Linked DNA regions of Homo sapiens: region 1 is linked to region 2. A link is a loop called in an ENCODE intact Hi-C map of the cell type or tissue named here. Cell type or tissue: A673. All regions are shown on one strand. Links, peaks and the distances in the headings refer to the core of each region. The heading gives the core; the rest is flanking DNA. Region 1 has its middle 170 kb from the start of GOLIM4. Region 2 has its middle 70 kb from the start of GOLIM4.

Region 1 (11,280 bases), core at 2,235-10,234, 240 kb before region 2:
CAGTTATGTCAAGCAACTTGCTTTGAGGAATGAAATGTAAATGAATGTGATATAGGTCACTTGCAGGCAGAAAATTTGAGAAACAGTTTGTGCCTTGTCACACTTTCTTTCCTTGTGCCATACCAGTGGGCAAATTTCCCGATCAAGGCCTATCTGCCTAGGTCCTGAGGTAAACCTGGCATGGAGCAGAGCCACGGTCATTCTATAAAAGATGGATAGTCAGAGAGTAAACCTCTGTTATCATTTGATGTTGCACCATAGCCTACCCTCTCCCTACTAACACACCTCCTTAAATTTAGGGACTGCAACATAACTCATTCAATGATGTATTTTCCCCCCAGAACAGGATAGCAGGCACTTGAAATGTTGAATGAATGAATAAATGGCTATTGTAGGAAATTATTAATGAGTGGCAGAATTATCGGGTAGGATACAACTTCAAAAGTTTAGGTGAAATGGATACCACATGTTCTTAGTTATAAGTGGGAGCTAAACATTGGGTCTCATGGACATAAAGATGGCAACAAGAGACACTGAGGACTACTAAAGGTGGGAGGAAGAGAAGGGGAAAAGGACTCAAAAACTAACTATTGGGTACTATACTCAGCACCTGGGTGATGGAATAATTCAAACTTCAGCATCATCTAATATACCCAGGTAACAAACCTGTATATGTACTGCCTGAATCTAAAATAAAAGTTGAAAAAAAAAAGCTTAGGTGAAATATATTGAAAACTTTAGGGCAACAGTGTTGGAAATCGACGTTATAAGGGCATAGGAAATTGGAGAGTTATGACAGCCAACAAATCATTTTATTGTTTAAGCTACTTTATGTTGGGTTATCTGTTTCTTGCAGGCAAAAACATGCTAACTGACAAGAAAATCATGGGTTTTATACAAGGATAACAAGTGCTGGGTTGCTTAGCTATGAGGAAGGCTAGGCTCACTGGTAAGTGTCTCAAGATGTAGATCATGCTAATCTGAAGATATGTGTTGATGTTGCAATCTGATGTCCTGTACAGGTTCTATGAGCAGTTTGGCCGAAGTTGGTAATATCTGTCTATGCCAGAGTGGGACTGATTAGAAGACCTATAAACTAAATAACATCAAACCCCAAAGTTGCATCTGTCTACTCACTGTAGTGGCGGTAGTTCTACCAGTCATCAGTGGTGACCCATAATGACATATCCAATAATTGCATTGCTGTAGTTTCTAGTATATCTGCTCACTTGACCTTTGTAGTACTTTCTTGCATCTTCTATAATGCACAGAGATCTGAGCCACTCTCTCCTTGGTTTTAGCATACCAGAAGATGTACAGCGTTGGAGAATTCAGGGATTTTTATCAACAATCAAACTATATTTGTGGAAATTTTGTGCATAAGTGCCAAAGATGGCTGACATCGGACCACATTCTATTTAACTCAACTGAATGACACCAAGCTCTCATCCTAAAACTTATAGTTACATCCACCCTTCTGAAATATTTAATTATTCTCCAATACACTGGAGGTAATAGGTATAAAAAGAATGAGCATGTGCAACTTAGTATCTCATATCTAATTTTGTGTCCCAAGTTCATTCTTCCCCTGAATGTCCCATGTCTACCAGGTGCAGGATTATCTGGATGGGTCAGTTCAAAACAATTTCAGGGAATAAATTGTGTAGGGGACTCAATTTTCTGAGACAGAAACATAATGTGAATAACTCCTTTGTTAGAAAATAATTTCAGTGACAGAAAGCCTTTCAGTTCATAAAGAAAACTTACATATCAACAAGCCTAGCTCCTCACTAGTCCCAGTGAATGCTTACATCAATCAGCTCTACAATATCCAGTAAAGGACTTTCCAATTCGCCTTTGAATAAACTGAGGTATTGGAAACATCTAAGAAAATGGTTTTTAATTCTTCCTAATCTTCAGGGAGTTCTTCCTTATATTGAGCTGATATCTGCCCTCTGTAACTTTCAACTAATTATTCAAATCTCTCAAGTGATTATAATTAATTCCATCTTATAAGGAATTTTTCTCAGCTTCCAGCCTCTTGAAAATACTCTGATATTTTCTCTAATATTCAAGTGGAAATGTAAATGGGTAACGTAAGAGTCTGTGGGGTTAGGAGGGTGGAGGAAAGGTAAGGGAAAGCTAATGAGAAATAACCAAAGCAAGAAAAAGAATTTTATTTTCTTCAAGTTCTTTGTACATCCAAAGTGGAAGATTCCTAAAATAAATTCCCCATACCACATTTTAAAAATTAGGTTAGCAAGCTTACTTTTTAATTTATTTAGAAGCCAACTACTTCCATTTATTATTTCTTTCCAGAATAGAACAATTATCACTAATTGTTTGTCATTATAATGCCAAACTATGTTAATAGATGCCTATTTTTTTAAAGGCTAATTGCAATCATGAAACCAAATATCTAATTAGTTTTAGAGCTTTGGACCACATGCATCAATATTTGAATCATTCAGGTGTATATTTGCTTTCTGCTTTTTTGTCTCTTCAAAAGAAGTATTATATGCATTCTGTTTATAATTTCTAAATGGTCATTTCAAAACTGATTATACGAGTTTATACAAATCATACTGAAATTTGTTGCTTAAAAAATCTTCATTTTTCTCTAAGCTCTCAGTGTCCTTGAGCTATATATATTTTATGGCAATTTTTACTTAATAGTTTGTATGCTAGTTATTTTTGACAATGACTACTAAAATGCAAGTTTCTTCAAGGGCAGATTCACCTTAGTTCTTCTTTATACCCCTCAAAAACCTCAGGGTTATTCTCAATAAGTATTGAGTAGGTGAGTGAACTTTGGATGTATACTCCTTGAAATTATATTTCTGGAGCTGGAAAACTTTAAAAAAATGTATGTCATGAGTCTAAAGAAATAAACATTATATGGCTGAAAAAATACTTTGTGAAAACCAAAAATCTCATGGAATCATGAACTTATCTATGGGACAGATGTTAGCCCTGAGGTTGTTCTGGGCTTCTTTTCTACCCACTTCCCATGACCAAATCAGTTCACTAGTCAGCAGTTCTATCCTTCCTCTCCTTCTCCTTCCATCTAAGGAGCTAGAGCTGAACTGCTTGGCCACTGATTGCTGACATGCTGAGTTTTCTACAGCTGGAGTTTTCAAGAGGGCTTTGATTTTGCTTTCCCCAGTTTTCCTTCTTCCACACTTGAAAAGTGGTAAGGGTACCAGCTTTCTGTCTATCTCTGACTCTCTCTCTCTCTTTCACACACACACACACACACACACACACACACACACACACTTTTTTTTTTCTTCCACCCTCCTGCACAGCAGGAGACCTTGCCTTGATCTTTGAAGGTCTACAGCAAGTGGTCTAGGCTAACTCAGTGCTGGGCAAATGGAGCAAAAACTCTTTTCTGCTTCCTTGCCTCCATGTCTTTCAGAGCTAGCAGATACAGCTTTTGTTCTATAGGAGTGATTCTTTCTAAATGTCAGCTCAACAGGATGATGGTCACTCTTGTATATCACTTAGGCATGAGTTCTGTTGAATCCCAGCACAATTTACCAGACTTTGTCAGTGGCTTTTGGAGTAGCAAAGACTCAATTTTTAATAAAGTGTTATTTTGTTTAGCTGGTCATTGTCATCATCACTTATCTCTTTCCAGAAAATTGTGAGAGGTATTTTTCTAGAGAAGGATTTTGGTATTCCAGAGTCCTGTGGCTAAAACATCATGCTAATCTCAAGTTACTCTCAATATTAGAGTATGTGGTTACATATGAAATACAAATATGCTGATAGTTTCAAATTGAACATTGTATCTTATTTGACCTAAGTCAAAACCCACTATAAACCATCAAAGCAATATCTTGAATAAGTCTCATAGATTCCAGTCATCTGGATTCTCAATCTATTGCCAGTATGGTCTTAGATAGGTAAAAGATGTTCCCTATGCAGATCACATTACACAAAAAGCTAATAATATAGCAATCCCTTGTTGCCCAAATGAAGGATTAAAATAAGGAACTAATATAAACATATATTTATTGTCACACAGAGCTATAAAATGCAATGAATAGCTGAATATTGGTCTGTATTATTCGGAGTAATTATAGTCTCTCTCTTTTTGGCTTTCTAAAATAAAAATAAAGACACAGCAGTTGATCACTGAGTAAAAGACCTAAGATGCCTTTCAAATGAATTTGTACTAAGTATCCACAGAGTATATTGTCCACCATATTTTAGAAGTAAAACTCATTCTGATGAATTGTTTTTAAATGTTTATTTACTTCTTTTTGCAAGCAGACACCCGTTCAATGATTACATATATTTTCTCTGCTTTTAAAATCATTATCCATCCATAACACATTTTAAGAAGTCTTGATGTCATTTTTTCTCAGTAAATTACCATGCGTAAACACAGAAAATAACTCACAGGTGAAAGAACATAAATTTGTACAGAGAAAATTTATTTTATTATGCGTTATTGTTCTAGTACTCAAAACTTTGACGGATAGTATCTGCTCATCTCTGCCCATGCTTTTCCCCATACTTAACTCTCCCAAGCTCTTCCAACTACACAAAAGGCATTACATAATCTAGCTCTGATTTAAAAGCTATAACAGCAGGCGAACCATTAGATATGAATCAGAAACTTCATTTTTTACAGATATCTATATTTTGATAGATAAATATTTTTTCCACGGGAACTAACATTTATTTAGCAGCTACAATATTCAAGACGCTGGGGTAACCTTTTTCGATCCTGTGCTATTCTATATGTAGCTTCTCTTCCCACTTAAAAAAAATTCTAACAATAAATAAAGCTTTAGGGTGTGTGGATCCTCATGTTGTCCCTCTGGTATATAAAGTTGTCTCCTATAAATCATTTTACATTTTGACCCTAAAATCCATCTACGAGCAGATATTCTTCCTCCTTGAATTTTGGCTGGGGCACAACAGAAAGGAGAGAGTAAGAGATAGGTTTGGCAGAAGTGTTACAGTACGTAGCTACCCAGGTATGAGTGGGGCAGGAGACGCCTCCCCCTACTCCACCAGGAATGTCAGGCAACCATCAGGTGATGGTGAGGTGTCAGGTGATTGTCACACTACCTCTCTAAAATAATAATTGGTTGTAGCCAGAGCCAGGGCAAGGCAGTTTCCCAATAGACAAAAATGCCTGTAACTGGTGATGGGCAGCTTCCCAATAAGATTTCAGGAATTGTGTGAGTGGGCTTGAGCATGTGTATTAAGAGGCAAAATGGTGGGGTTTAACTGGTATATGACCTTCTGGGGACATTTCACTGGAAGAGGGAAGAACACCTCAGACGAGTATGTGTATAACTCCAGTAAACACACTGCTCATGCTCACCTCTCAAGTACTAGCAGGCCACCATGCATGCAGGCAGATTACCCTAAGAGAAGAATCAAAGGAAATGGGATGCAAGACACTAGAAGTATGCCGGCATATAAAACTCCAAGTCAAAAGGTTAAATTCCACACTTGACTTCCAAAATGCCTACTTGGAGTACTTTACTTTCTTTTCATTCTTGCTCTAAAGCTTTTTAATAAACTTCCACGCCTGCTGTAAAACTGGCCTCCATCTCTTCTTCTGCCTCATGCCCCTCAGTTCAATTCTTTCTTCTGAGGAGGCAAGAATTGAGGTTGCTGCAGACCCGTATGGATTTGTCACAGGTAACAGAAGCACAACTGGGCATATGCTAGGTGTGATGGTTAATTTTATGTATCAACTTGGTAGGGTAACTGTACCCAGAAATTTGATCAAACATTATTCTGAAAGTTTCTGTGAGGATATTTTTTGGATGAGGGTTACATTTAAATCGGTGAACTTTGAGTAAAACAGATTGCTCTATGTAATGTAGGTAAGCCTCATCCAATCAGTTAAAGACCTGAATGGAATAAGACTCCCCCGGCACCCTCTTCCTCCTACATGAATAAATCTTTCTAGAAGTTGGCCTTTGGACTGGAACTGCAACATTGGCTCTGCCCTGGGTCTCCAGCCTATAAACTGACCCTGTAGATTTTGAATTTGCAAGCCTCCATGATCACTTGAGTCAATTCCTTAAAAATTTTTCTCTCTCTGTCTCTCTCTCTCTCTCTCTCCTCTCTCTTTCCTATTGTTTCTGTTTCTCTACATCAGGTAGCCAGCCTAAGACACGCATCTTTTGTTTGCTTCCAGTTTTCTCTAAAAGAGTAGTCATCATTAATGTTTTACCCTCATTTCTGTGTACTTGGAGATGCCTCTTTCAACGTAGCCCGATATTTTCCTCTTATGTGGTTCACTTGTACTCCACGTCTGAGTCCAACAGCTTCTGACTTTTGATACTAGAAAGAAAGATTTTGGAATTTAGAAAAGCCTTTTCTCTCTCAAGAGCCTTGCCCTTGCCATTGAAAGTCTAGCTTTCAAATTCTTTTTGCTAAACACTTTTTAAAGTCTATTTTGAAAATCAAAGGTGAACAATGACTTTTTTGCCCTTGGCTTTCTCTCTATCACACCCTAAGGCAATAGATGCTTCAGCATCAATACTTAGAGAGCAAAGGCAAAAAAACTGAATCCATCAGCTAATATTTGTAAATATTTTTACTCTGCAAGAGAGTGGCATAAAATGCGACTCAGCCCTGGCTTCATATTAGAATCATCTGAGGAGCTTTTAAAAGTACAATGCCCTATACCCACACCCCAGAGATTCTGATTTAATTCGTCTAGAATGAGGCTCAAGTGTCACTATTTTTTTTTTTTGCTAGACCCTTCAGGTGATTTTTTTTTTTTTTTTTGAAATGGAGTCTCACTCTGTTGCCCAAGCTGGAGTGCAGTGGCACAATCTCGGCTGACTGCAACCTCCACCTCCTGGGTTCAAGTGATTCTTCTGCCTCGGCCTCCCAAGTAGCTGGGACTACAGGCATGTCCCATCATGCCTGGCTAATTTTTGTATTTTTAGTAGAGATGGGGGTTTCACCATATTGGCCAGGTTGGTCTCGAACTCCTGACCTCATGATCTGCCCGCCTCAGCCTCCCAAAGTGCTGGGATTACAGATGCAAGCCACTGGGCCTGGCCTCTTCAGGTGATTCTGATGCACAACCCAGTGGGGGAACCACTGGTGTAGAGGAAAAGCCACTAGGCGGGGCTCTAGAGCCTGGTTTTGCCATGAAGTAGCAGGGAGAGCCCAAGGGATTGATTTCACCTATCTGTATTCAGTTTTCTCATATAGAAAATGTAAAGTTCAATTTCAATGTCTTCCAATAAACTTTGTAACACTAACATTCTGTAAATCAACCATTGTGACAACTAAAAGAGTGACTTTGTTCAGTGACTGATTCGAATGTCAAAAAAAGAATTAGTCTAGACATACAAATAAGATTTCTACTTTGCTCTAAAGAAATATATGGTGACTAAAAGAACTCAGTGCTCCTTTTAATGTGATGGTTGTTCCCTGTTTCACACTGTTGGACTGTTTAGGCACCAATTTAGAACCACCACCATATGTAGTTCCACATCCTTAGCTGCTTGGCTATGCTCAATGAGATGAGCCCCAAGTATTTTCTATGTTGAAAATATGTGTCTCTAAAAAGAGTAGAAAAATTGGCCAGCTCTCACTGGTAGAGCATTTTGAAAAACGTGGACTGTGTACAGGGAATTTCGAGTAGCGCATTAGATAACACTGAATTAAGTGGGTAGAACTTTCTCCTTTTTAATTGATTTCTTTTGGTGAGTCAAGAATAGTCTTTAGTGTTGAGATATCTTCATTACATTGTTAAAACTAATATATTTTAAGAGAGAGTAAAATTTCAGACTAATAGGCTCAAGCAGGCAATGGTATTTAGCTAGTATTTAAAAACAATGTTTTACTTTCATTCTATTTAAGATATGGTACATATCTAAAAAGATTTATATGAAGACAAGATCTTTCACCAGCAAAAACATTATGACTCACTGAGGCTCAGATAATTGTTAGCATTTTTTAGCAATAAAGTATTTTTAAATTAAAGTATGCATTTTTTAGACATAATGCTACTGCATACTTAATAGACTACAGTATGGTGTAAACATAACTTACATGCACTGGGAAACAAAAAATTCATGTGATTCGTTTTACAGCGATATTCACTTTATTGTAGTGTTCTGGAACCCAGCCTGCAATATCTCTGAGGTATGTCTGTAAAACCATAGAAAAAGATGTGATATGCAGGCAATGACCAAAAAAGAGCTGGAATGACTATACTGAGTATATGAAAAATAGACAAATTTAATGACAAATTGTTACTAGAAATAAATAATGATATTTTATAATGATAAGCGGCCAATCCATCAGGACGGGTATTAATATGAAAAAGAGGTTTTTTTTTTTTGAGGAGTTACATGTTCTGATGCTGCTTATCTAGTTATATGTAACACTTGTTTTTAAAGCAATTCAGTTATTCTTACCCAAATTATTTATAGTGAATGGGAGGACTTAAGTAAAGACACTTGTTTTAAAAGCAATTTAGTTATTCTTACCCAAATTATTTATAGTGAATGAGAGGGCTTAAGAAAGGTTGTGGTACTTTGGTATAAGCAGTTTATTGGCATATTCACCAGTGCCTAGGCACAATCTCTGATTTACACACAGTCCAGGAGACTCAAAGAAGACAATCTGAATCTAGTGTGTATGGAGTGACAAGAAACAATAGACTAGCGAGAGTCCCAGTGGGTACCCTGAGAGAACAATCCACATACTTGAGAAAAAAAGCCTGGTACAATAGATCAGGTTCAGCAATATAGTCTGAATATAAAACTTCAGTAGGTGGAAGTGGGGGTAAAACCGCTGGTGTGTGAGGGGCATGTCTGGACAGCTGGAGAGGATTGTGTAGTAAGTCTGTGAAAACTTGCTCAGGAGAGACCTAAACTCCTCCAGTAGGAGACTCTGTCCCTCTTTCCTGAAAGAAGAATGTATATAGTATTTTCTAACCAGCTGGCGAGAAGAAAGTAAATTAGACCCAGAGACAGGTCAGGGAGACGGGAAGAGAGCAGATTCCTCAGGCGGATCAGGGCCATGTTGAAAGGTGTGAGTGAAGCCTGAGCCTGGGCAGCCTGAAGCTGTGTACATAAGCAACCAGCTCACTGCAAGAGCAGACTCCTGAGCAGAGAAAAGGCAGATGCACTGGAAAGCATTCAAATTAAATGTGAAATGAGTCTCCTTGGAGAACATGACAAAGAGATTCAAGAAAATTTTAGAAATGTCAGGAAAGGTCTAGAAAATCATAAGTAAGTTCAAATAAGGCCATTTCCTATTGAGAGCTACTAATTAATCCAGCAGGCTTAGGAATAAACTGCAAGATAAACATGTGAGTATAATGTAGAGGACCTATTAATGTGCAGTTAGGTATTTGAATACACTGTGTAAAAATTTCTTCTTGTATTATTGCATGTAATCATCAAAATGTGTCCATGAAGTGATATTATTTCCCTTATATGGTTCAGGAAACAGACTCAGAGAGGTTAGAGTGACTTCCCTGATATCATCCAGCTAGTAAGTGTTGGAGCTAGCTCAATCTCAGGTCTTACAACTACAAAACCAGAGATCTAGCTACACACTTCTAGTTTTCACAACTTTCAGTATGACTCTACCGTGACCCTATTAAAGTCATTCTCCAGAAGCCCCAACTACATTTTGATCAGTCAGGGTGGATACAATAGACCCAGTAGGTAGCTGGTCACATGCTGCTGGTAAGGCAAGAGTGTTGCCCAAAATAGTCTCTTTCACTGTACCTGAGGCCTTAGACAAAGTCATCAATGTCATCCCAGATATATAAAGCCCTGACACTGCCATTTCCTACTTGAATCATCTCAATAGTAAAAGTCTTTTAAGCCTACAAAAGTGCAAATACCTGGAGAGATGCATTACATACTAGGGCTACTAGGGGGAGGCAGGAGAGAAAGAGACAACTGTGTGTGGTGCTGACTCAAGATAAAATGTGGAGATAGACCTTGCCATTCTCTAACCTACAGAACTCAACAAAAATTTACAACTATTACTTGTTTCAGATTCACTAAATATCAGTATTTCTGACATGTCTGGTACATATTATTAAGCTAGGATCTGACCCCATATATCTGAACTGATCAAGAGAGCAGGCGACTATTTCTTCTTTGTTCCAAAAAGTAAGGACTAGAGAGAACCACATTTATTGACAGTATAATCCTTCAAAGGTTTGTACAGGTTTGCTAAATGAGTAAATGAATCAGTTTTTTTTTTTCCTGCAGGTCTCAGATTGGAGAACAAGAAAAGTAAAAAGGAGTAATTTGGGACAATAATTTGTACATAACTGTAGTTGTTGATGAGCCAGAGCATCTTTCTCCACAAAAATGCCATTTTAAAAGCTTTTGTGGCATTATACCAAGATATCTCAAAAGATTAAATGCCTCACTTCCAGTGACAGAGTCAAATGGTGCCCTTGAATGTAAAGTTTGCTGTTCCAAGAAGAGGACAAAAGAGACACATATTGTAGATTTTTAAATTAGAGTGATCTACACCAGTAACATAAACATCACCATCATCATTATCATCACCATCATGATCATCAGGGATTCTAGGCACATATGGCAGAATGTGTTTACAGGCTGGACGTGGTGGCTCATGCCCATAATCCCAGCACTTTGGGAGGCCGAGGCAGATGGATCACCTGAGGTCAGGAGTTTGAGACCAGCTTGGCCAACATGGTGAAACCCCATCTCTACTAAAAATACAAAAAAATTAGCCAGGCATGGTGGCGGGCACCTGTAATCTCAGCCACTTGGGAGGCCGAGGCAGGAGAATTGCTTGAACCTGGGAGGCAGAGGTTGCAGTGAGACGATATTGCGCCACTGCACTCCAGCCTGGGTAACAGAGTGAGACTCCATCTCAAAAAAAAAAAAAAAAAAAAGAAAAGGAAAAGAAAATTGGATTTATCAAAAAAGAAGAATGCCAAAAAAGGAATGCTTTTAGTAGAGCAAAATAATTAATACTCATTACATATGCTTTATTCATGCTATCTTTAATCTTTTGAGAAATTAAACAGGGGAGCCAAGTAAGGAAGAACAAAAGAATGGTAGTAATTGCCTATGTAATAGATGCATATCCATATTCTAAAGCAAACTCACCCCATGCCTCACTTTCTCTCTCCAAAAATATCCTATGGGAATTTCATCTAGCTGATGTGCTTCATCAAGATCACCTGCTTCATACATAACTGCTCAATTGTGAGACATGCAATAACAGTCAATACAAACTGTTCTTCCAAGCTTCTGACTTTCATTTTATCCCTTC
Region 2 (11,280 bases), core at 1,728-9,727:
GAAAGAGGCAGGGGATTCTAGAAAGAAACAAGCTCTGAAGTGATGAGAGGTGTCAGACACAGAGTAGTGATGAAGATAGGAGGAGAGAGCCCTTCCACTGAACTGGGAGACCAGGGAAGAGAACCCAGATCTGAAAAGCCAAGGATATAACTTCCTGTTCATTGACCTCTAATTTTTCCATATGAGAAAGACTAATCTTGGACCTGGGGTATGTTCATGGCTGGGCTGCCAGTGTGACTGGGCATAATGGGTGGATTGGAGAAACAGACCCCAGAGCAGCTGGTTATATGATCCAGCTTCCAGGAGAGCTTCTTTGGTGAAATGATGGAGAAGGAAGTTTTAGTTGGGATAAGGGGAGAATAAAGGTGAAGATGGAAAAAAAAAATAAGATATATGAATTTATAACCCCTCTGAAAGAAGGCCACAAACAAAACGTGAAGGAGCTGTTGTGTGTGAGATATGGAGGCAGCAGCTGGCTCCAGGCCACACAGTTAGTTGAAACACAGGCCTACTTGGCACCTAGAGGACCTCGGCACTTTGGTTCCTTGTACTTAAATGACAGAAGCCTTGGGACCAAAGGGATTCATGGAAAACATGGAGGAACTCAGAGGATGCCCAGTTGAAGATGCTTATTGGCCTCCACATGTCTCAGTGTCTCTCAGTTTGAAGTAGATAATCCATGCAGGTGTCCAGAAAATCATGGGACTGAGGTCCCAAGGGAGCAGATGAGGGCAAGGGCTATGTTAATTCACATTATATTTTCTAAAAGAAAGAGGCCAGGTTTCTACATCTTGGGGAGAGGAGTAAAGTTTATTAGAGAAGGGTACAGAGTCCTGTCTTGGGACAATGAAAGATTATTATTATTATTTTGAGAGACAGGGCATTGCTCTGTTGTCCAGGTTGGAGTGCAGTGGCAAAATTACACCTCACTATAACCTCAAATTCCTAGGCTCAAGTGATCCTCCCATCTCAGCTTCCCAAGTAGTTAGGACTGTAGGCACGGGTCACCATACCTGGATTTTTATTTTTTTTCATAGAGATGGGGTGTTGCTATATTGCCCAGGCTGGTCTCAAACTCCTGGCCTCAAGTGATCCTTCTGTCTCCCAAAGCAAATGGGAGATTACTGGAGAGTTTGGAGAGCCTAGCTGAGAATGGTGAAAATGAGCTTGCAGTGCTATTATTTATCAGCTTTTCCTCAGTGTTTAGCAGCTTGTACTTCAGAATGCAGAAAGCAGGCAGCTAAATTAATTCTGTGTTGAGTCATTTCCAAAAGAAAGTAGAGGGACAAGTTCACAGTAAGAGAACCTTAAAGAATTCCCAGGCCGGGCTCAGTGGCTCACGCCTGTAATCCCAGCTCTTTGGGAGGCCAAGGCAGGTGGATCACAAGGTCAGGAGTTTGAGACCAGCCTGGTAAATATAGTGAAACCCCGTCTCTACTAAAAATACAAAAATTAGCTGAGTGTGGTGGCATGTGCCTGTAGTCCCAGCTACTCAAGAGGCTGAGGCAGGAGAATCGCTTGAACCTGGGAGGCAGAGGTTGCAGTGAGCCAAGATCGTGCCACTGCACTCCAGCCTGAGCAAGAGAGCGAGACTCCGTCTCAAAAAAAAAAGAAAGAATTCCCCAGAAAGAGGTGGTGCAGGGAGGGTAACTAGAAGTCCCATGCATTGAATGGGAGAATACGTGTGGTTTAAGAAGCAGAAAGCCCCTGTTTTTAAAGGTTATTGCGGCTGGTGTGGCCTGGGGGAAATCTTTGTTACACTTCTAGTAAGGCAGCCTAAAATCGCATTAGCATTTTTGGCAACTGCATCACACTGTTGGCTTATATTGCGCTTACAGTCAAACAAAATCCCTAAATCTTTCACACTTGCTGTTCTTAAGCCATGTTCCCACTATCTTGAACTTGTGAAATTAATTACTGTTTGGAGTCTAAAAGTAGGGCTCTTAAATTTCATCTTGCTAGATTTAGGCCATTGTGTCAGCTTTCACAGAATATTTTATATACTGATTCAGGTTCTCAACATAATTTTCCACATAACCTTCGGTAATACAGAACCCAGAGAAATTCTTTATCCACAATCAAAAGTGACATATTCACTCTACCGTTCTGTTTTTGAGCCCACATCTTCATTTTGTTTAAGAGACTTTGTCCTATTTCTTTTTAACATCCTGATTTGCCAAAGTGCATTAGTTAGGATAGTTTTGCTTGCAAGGATGGAATGCTAAATCAACCTGGAGTAAACAATAAGGACATTTATGAGTGCATAGAGGTAGGAAGGGCTCCAAGTATGATACAACCACAGCCATGACTCTGTTTTGCTGTTTGTAATTTGGCTCTGCCTTTTCCCATGTGTTGTCCTCAGGTCAACTTCCTTTGTGGTTGTAAGATGGCTGCCAATAGCAGGGAGGATAACATGGTTTCTTGTTTTTGTCCAGAGGGAGGGTGACAATGAGAGAAAGTGTAAATGAAAGACTATTCTTTCAACCTTATTAGGACATCCTCCTAGAGTGGACCATCCTGATTTGCTTAGGAGTGAGAGATTTCTTGGGATGTGGGACGTTCAGCACTAAAACCAAGAAAGTCCTGGGCAAACCCAGATGGTTGGTCACCCAAGCAACTATACCTAGACCAGTAATCATTACCAGGAAAACACCTGAACTAGTTGGCTTAAACCAAGATTCCTGGCAAAGGGATGGGTACTTGCGATTGGTTTGGACACATGTTTCTAGTCTGTCTGTATCAGAGGCAACTGGGGGCAGATTCCCGGACCTCCAGATCTATGGATTCAGACTCTCTGGGCATGAAGATTGGAAATCAATTGTTATCAAGCAGTACAGATGGTAGTCCTACATACTTGTGCTTGGAGAAACACTGATTTAGACCTCAGCTCTGAAGCTGGGGTCAACACCCAAAATGGCATGACTAATACACAGTTGGGCAGGGCTAAGAAGGATATTAGAGAATCACACACCTGTACTCAGCTATTTTATTTCCCTGGTTTTATAGTCAAGTCATCCTGCCTCTCAGAAGGGAAGGAAACTGTTCTTAGATAAACAAACCATTTTGCATCCTAGTAATGCCCAGTGGTACTTGACTTCTCTTACTAAGTACTCATAAACCATGTCTGAGGTTCGCTCTTACTTTTTCGTCCTGGAATCAGCATCAAACTCACAACCAGTAAGTTTGTAGAAGTCATGATGTTCTTTAAAACAATTTTTTTTGAAAGTTAGAGCAGTATTTCATTGTGTTCAGTCTTTGAAGAAGCAGTATAGATATTTGAGTTTAAGAAATTGAACTCTGGTCAGGCAAACTAGGTGACGAATCTCAGCCCCTAATTTGCATATAGTGATTTTGCATATATTTGGTAACTTCTTAAAACATATCATCTGCAAAATAGAATAATGATAGAACTTACCTCATTGGACTGCTGAAAGAATTAAATGAAATAATGTTTATAAAGTTTTTAGCACAGTGCTTGTCTCATTAAATAATCAGTAAATTTTGATAATCAATATTCTGCCTCTTCATTCATTCATTGTTTGAGATATTCTGAGCACTGAGTCCCAGGGCTAGGGAGAATGCCTGGCACTAAAGAATGCAAAGATAAGGAGTAGTCCCTGCTGTTAGAAAGCTAACAGTACTGGCATTAAACTATAATGCCATTATAGTAGATTTACATATAATATACCAGGAGGAAGGAATGATTAATTTGGGGGATGATCTGGGTCCTGAAAAATAAGCAGAAGTTTTGTAGATTTCTAGATAAATATGGGAGAAGAGGGAGACAGAAGGATATTCCAGAGAAAGGGTGCAACATGAGCGTTAATAAAGGCATAGGGACACACAAGGGTAGGGCCCCTTTGTGGATGTAAGTAGTTTTGACGGGTGGAATGCAGGGTTCAGGTCAGTAGCAGTGGTGGATGATAGAGAAGTACTCAGGGGCTGACTCGGGGTTTTCTGGAAGAGTGTGGACTTTTATTCTAGAGATAGAATAGAGTTTTAAGCAGAGGAATTAGATGCCTGATCACATTTGTGTTCTGGAAAGACCAATCTGGGGACCATGAGGTGATGACTTGGAGGGTGGTGAGGCGATTAAATTTGTTAAGATCCTGAAGCAATTCAAGTGAGAGCTGATTAGGTCTTAAACCAAGAGAGGGATACAGGTTGCACAACCCTAATCTGAAAACCCAAAATCTGAAATGCTCCAAAATTTGAAATGTTTTGAGTGCCAATATGACACAAGTGAAACATTTTACACTTGATCTCATGTAACAGGTTGTGGTCAAAATGCAGGTGCACCACATACAGCTGTGATATATCCTTTCCACCGTGCCCTGAGTACCCCCCACAACAAGTCCACAGAGGGTAATAAAATGTCACATGTGAAGGCCCAATGTGCCAAAGGCAGGTTCTCCATAAAGCCCCACAATTAATAAAAATATTGTATGAAATTACTTTCAGGTTATGTGTATAAGGTGTATACAAAATGCAGGTGAATTTCATGTTTAGACTTGAATTCCATCCCCAAGGTATTCCATCATGTATATGCAAACATTCCAAAATCTGAAAAAATCCCAAATTTTAAACACGTCTAGTCCCAAGCATTTTGAATAAGTGATACTCAACCTGCATTAGGAATACAGCAGAAAGGATAGAGACAAGAGATACAAATGACAGGACTGGGTGATGGATTCGGTTTGGGGTGAGGAAAAAGGAAGATTTTGGGGGAATTCCCAGGTTTCTGTCCTGAGTGGATGGTGATATCATTGTTTCAGATAAGGGACCTACAGGGGGTGGTGGTGAAATCAGGCTTTGGACCTCTTGAATCTGGGTTTTCTGGGAGACATCCAGATGGAAATTTATAGCAAGTCACTGGGTCCACAAAGCCACACCTGAGGAGTGAGTGAGGCCAGAGCCTCCTGAAGAGATAGGCTGGGAAATCAGCAGGAAAAAGCCTTCCAGTATTGGGATTGGCGCGTGACAAAAACTGCCCGAGATGATGCCTCAGCAGAGTGTGTACACTAGAATGAGGACTAGAAACCCCAGAAAAAACAAAATTCCACAAAGCTCATTGAGGTGATTCAGTGGTGTCCTCTACATGTTTTCTCAGGTCTCAGGTCAGAATGAAACACGTTTAAACTTTTTTTTTACTCCCTCCTTTACAGTAGTTTTTACTAATTTTTCTAGTCCCTTCACTATTCACTTTCAAGTAACTGAGATTTTCTGTAAATTTTGTTTTTGAGAGGGTGAGTATATGACAATGTTCTAATTTTTAAATTACATCTTGAGAAGCTTGTTTTCTAAGTAAGTTTTTCTAGTTGTTTTCTTATGTTCAGGCAATTAGAAATTTTTAAAAATAAATTAAAAAGGAGTAATACTTCTCATAGTTAAACAGGGGTGGGGAACATGGAGGAGAGACAGACCTGAGAAATGTTTGCAGAGGGGAGAAAAATCCTGCACAGGCTATGTCCAAAGAACATTTTTAAGAGAGGGAAAGGGACGTGTTTACTGTGGTTGCTCTGGTATTTAAATGAACTGCAGCAATTCTTCCGTCTTTCTTCCCCAGCAGTTACAGAGGCAGCCTGGGAAAGATTAGAGACAAAAATCCCAGTTTCACATATGAAGAAATCAAAAAGATTCCAATAAAATTGTCTGAAAGACCTCTGCCAACTACAAACTAGAATCCATGGGTCACTGGGGAAAATCATCCTGTAACGACACAGGAAGTAAAGAACTCCAGCTAATGGTCGCCACCTAGTGGGAAACGACAGGATTTTAGGACTTGGAGATGGCCTAAAATAATTATTAGGAGTTTTGTTCATTCTTTCAATAAACATTCTTTGAGAGCATCCTATGTATCAGACACATTAATAAATACTGGGAAATATTTAGTAATTGTTTGTAGTTGGGTTTATGAACTCAGACCTCCATTTCATTTGGTGGCAAAAACTCAATCTCAGTCACTTTAGTACCTCTTTTCCCCCTGACCTGGGTAGGTCTGAGTTACAGGGTTTAGTTGTGGTGAGGAATCTGCAGAAGGAAGGGTTCATCTAGCCCTCTGCGTTATTGTCTTCAGCTGAGATTTTTTTCTTCTTTGAACATTGGCCCCCACAGGTCACTGCTGAATCAGCTCTTGTTTCTAAGCAAAGGGTTCTTTTGAGTCTGCCTCTCTCTTAGATATTTCCAATACCTTCTCAAACATTCTGCTGTTTTTGTATGGCTGTATACTGCCCCATCTGCTTAGACACACTGAACATCCATTTTTATGTTAGAGTCTTGATGCTTCCCTTGGCTTCATCTAGGAACTGGGTCACAGTTCTCTGACCTCGAATTCTCGAGATCTGTTTTGGGCTTCTTTTGCCCCATTTTCTACAGGCACAAAAGAGCTTATGTTCAGATAGCCCCATGTAGCTAGATAATAGGCTGTATGCTGGATAGCAAAGGTAGATGAAGCCAATAAGGTAAGCTGAGGACAGATAGCTGAAGATGTTTTATGTTATGCTAAAGTGTTTTGTATGTATTCATTGCAATGAGAAGGTAATTGCAATGGTTCAGGTAAGGGATAAAATGATATTAACTTGAGCATCAGAGAAGAATTATAAATTTAAAAGACAAATGGGCAGTAGAATTATCTATATTTAGAAACCCCAACCTCCCCAGCTCAAATGGCACCTCTGTGTAAATTAGTCATAAGCAGTTCCTACAGGAGAGACAATCCATGGGTATATAGCTTGGGGAGTAGAGTGTGGTGTGGATTTTATCCCACCCTTTGGCTGAGTGCCTTGGTGCCGTGAACAATCTGCCCAACCAAATGTGGTGACCCTAAATGTAGAAATGGAGAGTGGGAGGAATGATTAAGTCAGTGTCCTTAAAAGTATGTCTGGAAATAGATTTCTATTCACCAGCTTCTTTCCCTTAGGTATTTTAGAGAATGACTATGTAGGGTGAAAAGACACAGTCTGATGAGCCATGTGAGTTTCTTACTTCATTTTTTAACCTCATTAGAATTATGATACCGTCAGCAAAGATAAAAGGTTTAAGAAAGTACCTATCCCAGATAATTCTCAAGAAAAAAATCTTAAAGTTTCTAAAAAGGTTTTATTGGGAAAGTCTAAAAAATTGTCACAGCAAAGAAGAAACTAAAAAGACATAACTGGTAAATGTAATGTGATATACTGCATAGGACCCATGTACAGGGAAAGATGGTAAGTAAAAAATAAAGAACTCTGAAAAAACAATGGACTCTTAGTTAATAATAATGTATCAATATTGGTTCATCAATTGTAACAAGTGTACCATACTAATGTAAGCTGTTAATAACAGAAGAAACTGGGTGGTGGGGATATGAAAACTATCTGTACGATTATCTCAGTTCTTCTGTAAATATACAATTTTGAAAGAATTGTCTATCTTAAAAAAAGAAATAGAGGGAAGATAAATAAATATGGAAAAAAGAAAAAATTTCCTTGGTTTAGAATAACCAGATTTTACCTTGAACATTAAACAGATGAATTCACTCTAGTAGGCATTATGGGGCATATTAGGCGTGCAGCCTCACTGGGGAGATGTGCCATACACATGTGCACGAATGGATCACAAACGAGTAGTGTACATTAAATACCAAATGAGTGCAGCACAGCAGAGAATCTTGGAATTTACAAGACCAGGAAGTATCGTTGGTGGAAAGAAGAAGGATTGATTAGTGGAAGGGGAAGAGCTCAGCAATGTTCTGAGTTTTGTAAATATTTTCTCACATTCTGTGACTTGCTTTTCCATATTTTGCACAATTACCTTCTCTCTTAAACCTATGAAAAGGTGGCTGGGCGCGGTGGCTCATGTCTGTAGTCCCAGAACTTTGGGAGTCCAAGGCCGGTGGAGCACTCTAGGCTAGGCGTTGAAAGTTAGCCTGGCCAACATAGCGAAACTCTGTCTCTACTAAAAATACAAGAAATTATCCGGGTGTGGTGGCGCGCGCCTGTAAGCCCAGCTACTCGGGAGGCTGAGGCTGGAGAGTCTCTTGAACCCGGGACGCGGAGGTTGCAGTGAGCTGAGATCGTGCCACTGCACTCCAGCCTGGGCGACACAGCGAGACTCCATCTGAAACAACAACAACAACAACAACAACAAAAACTTATGAAAAGATGAATTTATTCCAAAAATTTTAAAAGCTCATCTTTTTTTCTCTTTAAAAAAACTTGTGCTCATTAGTGTGTGTGTGTATTTAGTTCTATAACATTATAATACATGTGGAGATTCAGGTAGCCTCAGGTATCCCCCACCAGAGTCAAGATACAGAGCACTTTCATCACCACTAGGATTCCTAGTATTGCGCTTTTATAACCACCTACATTTGACTCCCTCTGTCTGACACCTAACACATGAAAACCACTTAAAATTTGTCATTTAAAAATGGCATATAGATAGAATTATATAATATGTAGTCTTTTGAGATGAACTCAGCATAATTATCTAAACATTATCTAACTACAGTTCCTTCCCTTTTATTGATGAGTAGTATTCTGTGATATATGTACCACAGTTCGTTTAACCATTCACCCATTGAAGGACACCTGGGTTGCTTCCAGTTTTTGGCTGTTAGGAATATAGCTGCTGTGAACATTCATACAAATATTGTACAGGTTTTTGTATGAACATAAGTTTTTATTTCTCTGGAATAAATGCCCTAGAGTGCAATTTCTGTAATTATATGTTTAGTTTTATAAGAAACAGCCAAATTACCTTTCAGAATGGTTGCACCATTTTATATTCCCACCCGCAATGCATGAGTGATAACGGTTTCTCTGCATTCTTGCTGCATTTAGTGTTGTCACTATGTTGTATTTTAGCCATTCTCATAGACGTGTAGTGATATTGCACTGTGGTTTGTGGTTTTAATGTTTAGTTTCCTGATGGCTAATGATGTTGAACATCTTTTCATGTTTGTATTTGTCATCTGTATATTGTCTTTAGTAAATGTCTGATCATGTCATTTGTTCATTTCTAATTGGATTAGTGGTTTACCATTGAGTTATATATATATATATACACACATACACATATATGTATATATATGTATTATATATACACACACATATATATGTATATATATGTATATATATACACACACATATACATATATACACACACACACATATATGAGATACTAGCCCTTTCTAGCCTATATGATTTGCAGATGCTTTTTTCTTGCGTTGTAGATTGTCTTTTCATTCTCTTCACATAGTTTTTTTCCAGAGCAAAAATTTTAAATTTTCTTGAAGTCCAACTTACGGATTTTTCCTTTTGGGATTCATTCCTTTGTTGTCAAGTTTAAGAACTCTTTGCTAGTGCTAGATCCCAAAGATTTTCTTCTGTTTATTTTGTAAAACATAGTTTCTATTATATTAACGTACGTAATATATTTTTAAATTATAGTTTTATGTTTTACATTTAAATCGATGCACCATTGTGAGTTAGTTTTTATATGAGCTGTGAGACTGTTTGAGATTGACTTTTTCCCCTATGGATGTTCAGTTGCTCAAGCACTATTTGGTGAAAAGGCTATGCTTTCAAGATTTAATTGCTTCTGCCCCTTTGTCAAAAATCAGTTAGTTAATCATATATGTATGGGTACATTTCTGGATTCTCATATAGCATTTTATTGATCTATGTGTCTTTTCCTCCACCAATATTGCATTGTATTGAGTACTATAGTTATATGGTATACCTTAATATTTGATAGTATGATTCTTCTTATTTTATTCTTTGTCAAGATTGTGTTATCAATTCTAAGGTTGTGCCTTTTCATATAAATTTTAAAATAAGCTTTTATCAGTCTTTTATAAGCTTTTAGTGTAGAGACCGAATGGTCCTACCTGGACTACCTTCTGTAAATGTGCTAGGATTTTGACAGAAATTTCATTAAATCTATAGACAAATTTGAGAAGGGACTTCTATACTATACTGTATTGAATCGTCAAAGTCATGAAAACAGTGTTCTTCTATTTATTTAATTCTTTGATTTCTTTCATCAGTATTTTGTAATTTTTTAGTATATAGACTATGTGCATGTTTTAAGTACATATCTATACATATTAGGCTGTTTTTGCATTGCTGTAAAGAAATACCTGAGACTAGATAATTTGTAGACAAATGAGGTTTAATTGGCTCATGGTGCTGCAGGCTGTACGGGAAACATGGCTTCTGGTGAGGCCTCAGGAAGCTTTTACTAATGGAAGAAGACAAAGTGGGAACTCACATATCACATGTGGAAAACCAGAGCATGGTGGGGTAGGGGAGGTGCCACACTCTTAAATAACCAGATTTCCTGTGAACTCAGAGTGAGTTCACAAAGGCAGTGACCCAAGCTATTCATGAGGGATTCAACCCGATGATTCAAATACCCTCCACCAGGTCCCACCTCCAACACTGGGGATTACATTTCAACATAAGACTTGGGTGGGGGTAAATTATCCAAACTGTATTAATATTTCTAAGTATTACATTTTTTGGAGCAATAATAAATGGCATTGTGGTTTTAATTTTGGTTTTAACATGTTTATTGTTAGAAAAGTAATTGATATTTTTGTGTTTATCTTTCATTCTATGACCTTGCTGAACTCATTTATTAGTTCCAGACAGTCATGTAGATGATCATGTCATCTGCAAATTGAGGCAGTTTAATCTCTTCTTTTCCAATCTGTATGTCTTTTATTTCTTGTTGACTTATTTCAGTGATTCGAACTTCCAGTAATGTTGAAATAGAGTGGTAAGAGTGAACATCCTAGCCTTCTCTACAAGCAGTCTCATCAAGTAAGATGTTAGCTGTGGACTATTTGTAGATGCTCTCAATGAAGTTGAATTAATTCTCCTTTGTCCCTAACTGCATGAGAGTTTTTCAAACTCAAATGCCTTCTCTAAATCAATTAATAAGACTATATATGTTTTTCTTTATACTGTTGATATGATCAGTTGCATTGATTGATTTTCAAACACAGAAGTAAACTTGAGTACCTGGAATCAATTTAATTTCGTCATGGTGAGTAATTCTTTTTATATGTTGTTTTATTCGATTTGCTAATAGGTAGGTAAGGACTTTTTCATCTAAGTTTATAACAAATTTTGGCCTGTAGTTTTCTTTTTTGTACTTTTTCTGGTTTGAGTATTAAGGTAATATGGGCTTCATAATATAGGCTGTTCCCATAATATGGGAAGTGTTCTCTCTTTTCTTGTTTTTTGAAAGAGGTTATGTAAAATTAGCAATAATTCTTTTTGAAATGTTTG

What was found. Peaks named below come from ENCODE experiments on the same cell type or tissue, not always from the same donor. Only the 100,000 strongest peaks of a DNase experiment are listed, where the experiment ranks them.
Region 1: it touches region 2 in a loop (6-fold over the local background); 31 of 110 quality-filtered maps call a loop at or near these places.

What each region holds. Positions count from the first base shown.
Region 1 is chr3:167,921,088-167,932,367 of GRCh38, forward strand. It overlaps the pseudogene LRRC77P. Among named protein-coding and RNA genes, the nearest start is that of GOLIM4, 170 kb to the right of the region's middle. In A673, for the core only: a CTCF peak has its summit at 7,102; a DNase peak (open chromatin) is centred at 7,124; H3K27me3 peaks cover 1,591 bases.
Region 2 is chr3:168,160,089-168,171,368 of GRCh38, forward strand. No RefSeq gene overlaps it. Among named protein-coding and RNA genes, the nearest start is that of GOLIM4, 70 kb to the left of the region's middle. In A673, for the core only: a CTCF peak has its summit at 5,773 (motif pointing left); a DNase peak (open chromatin) is centred at 5,733.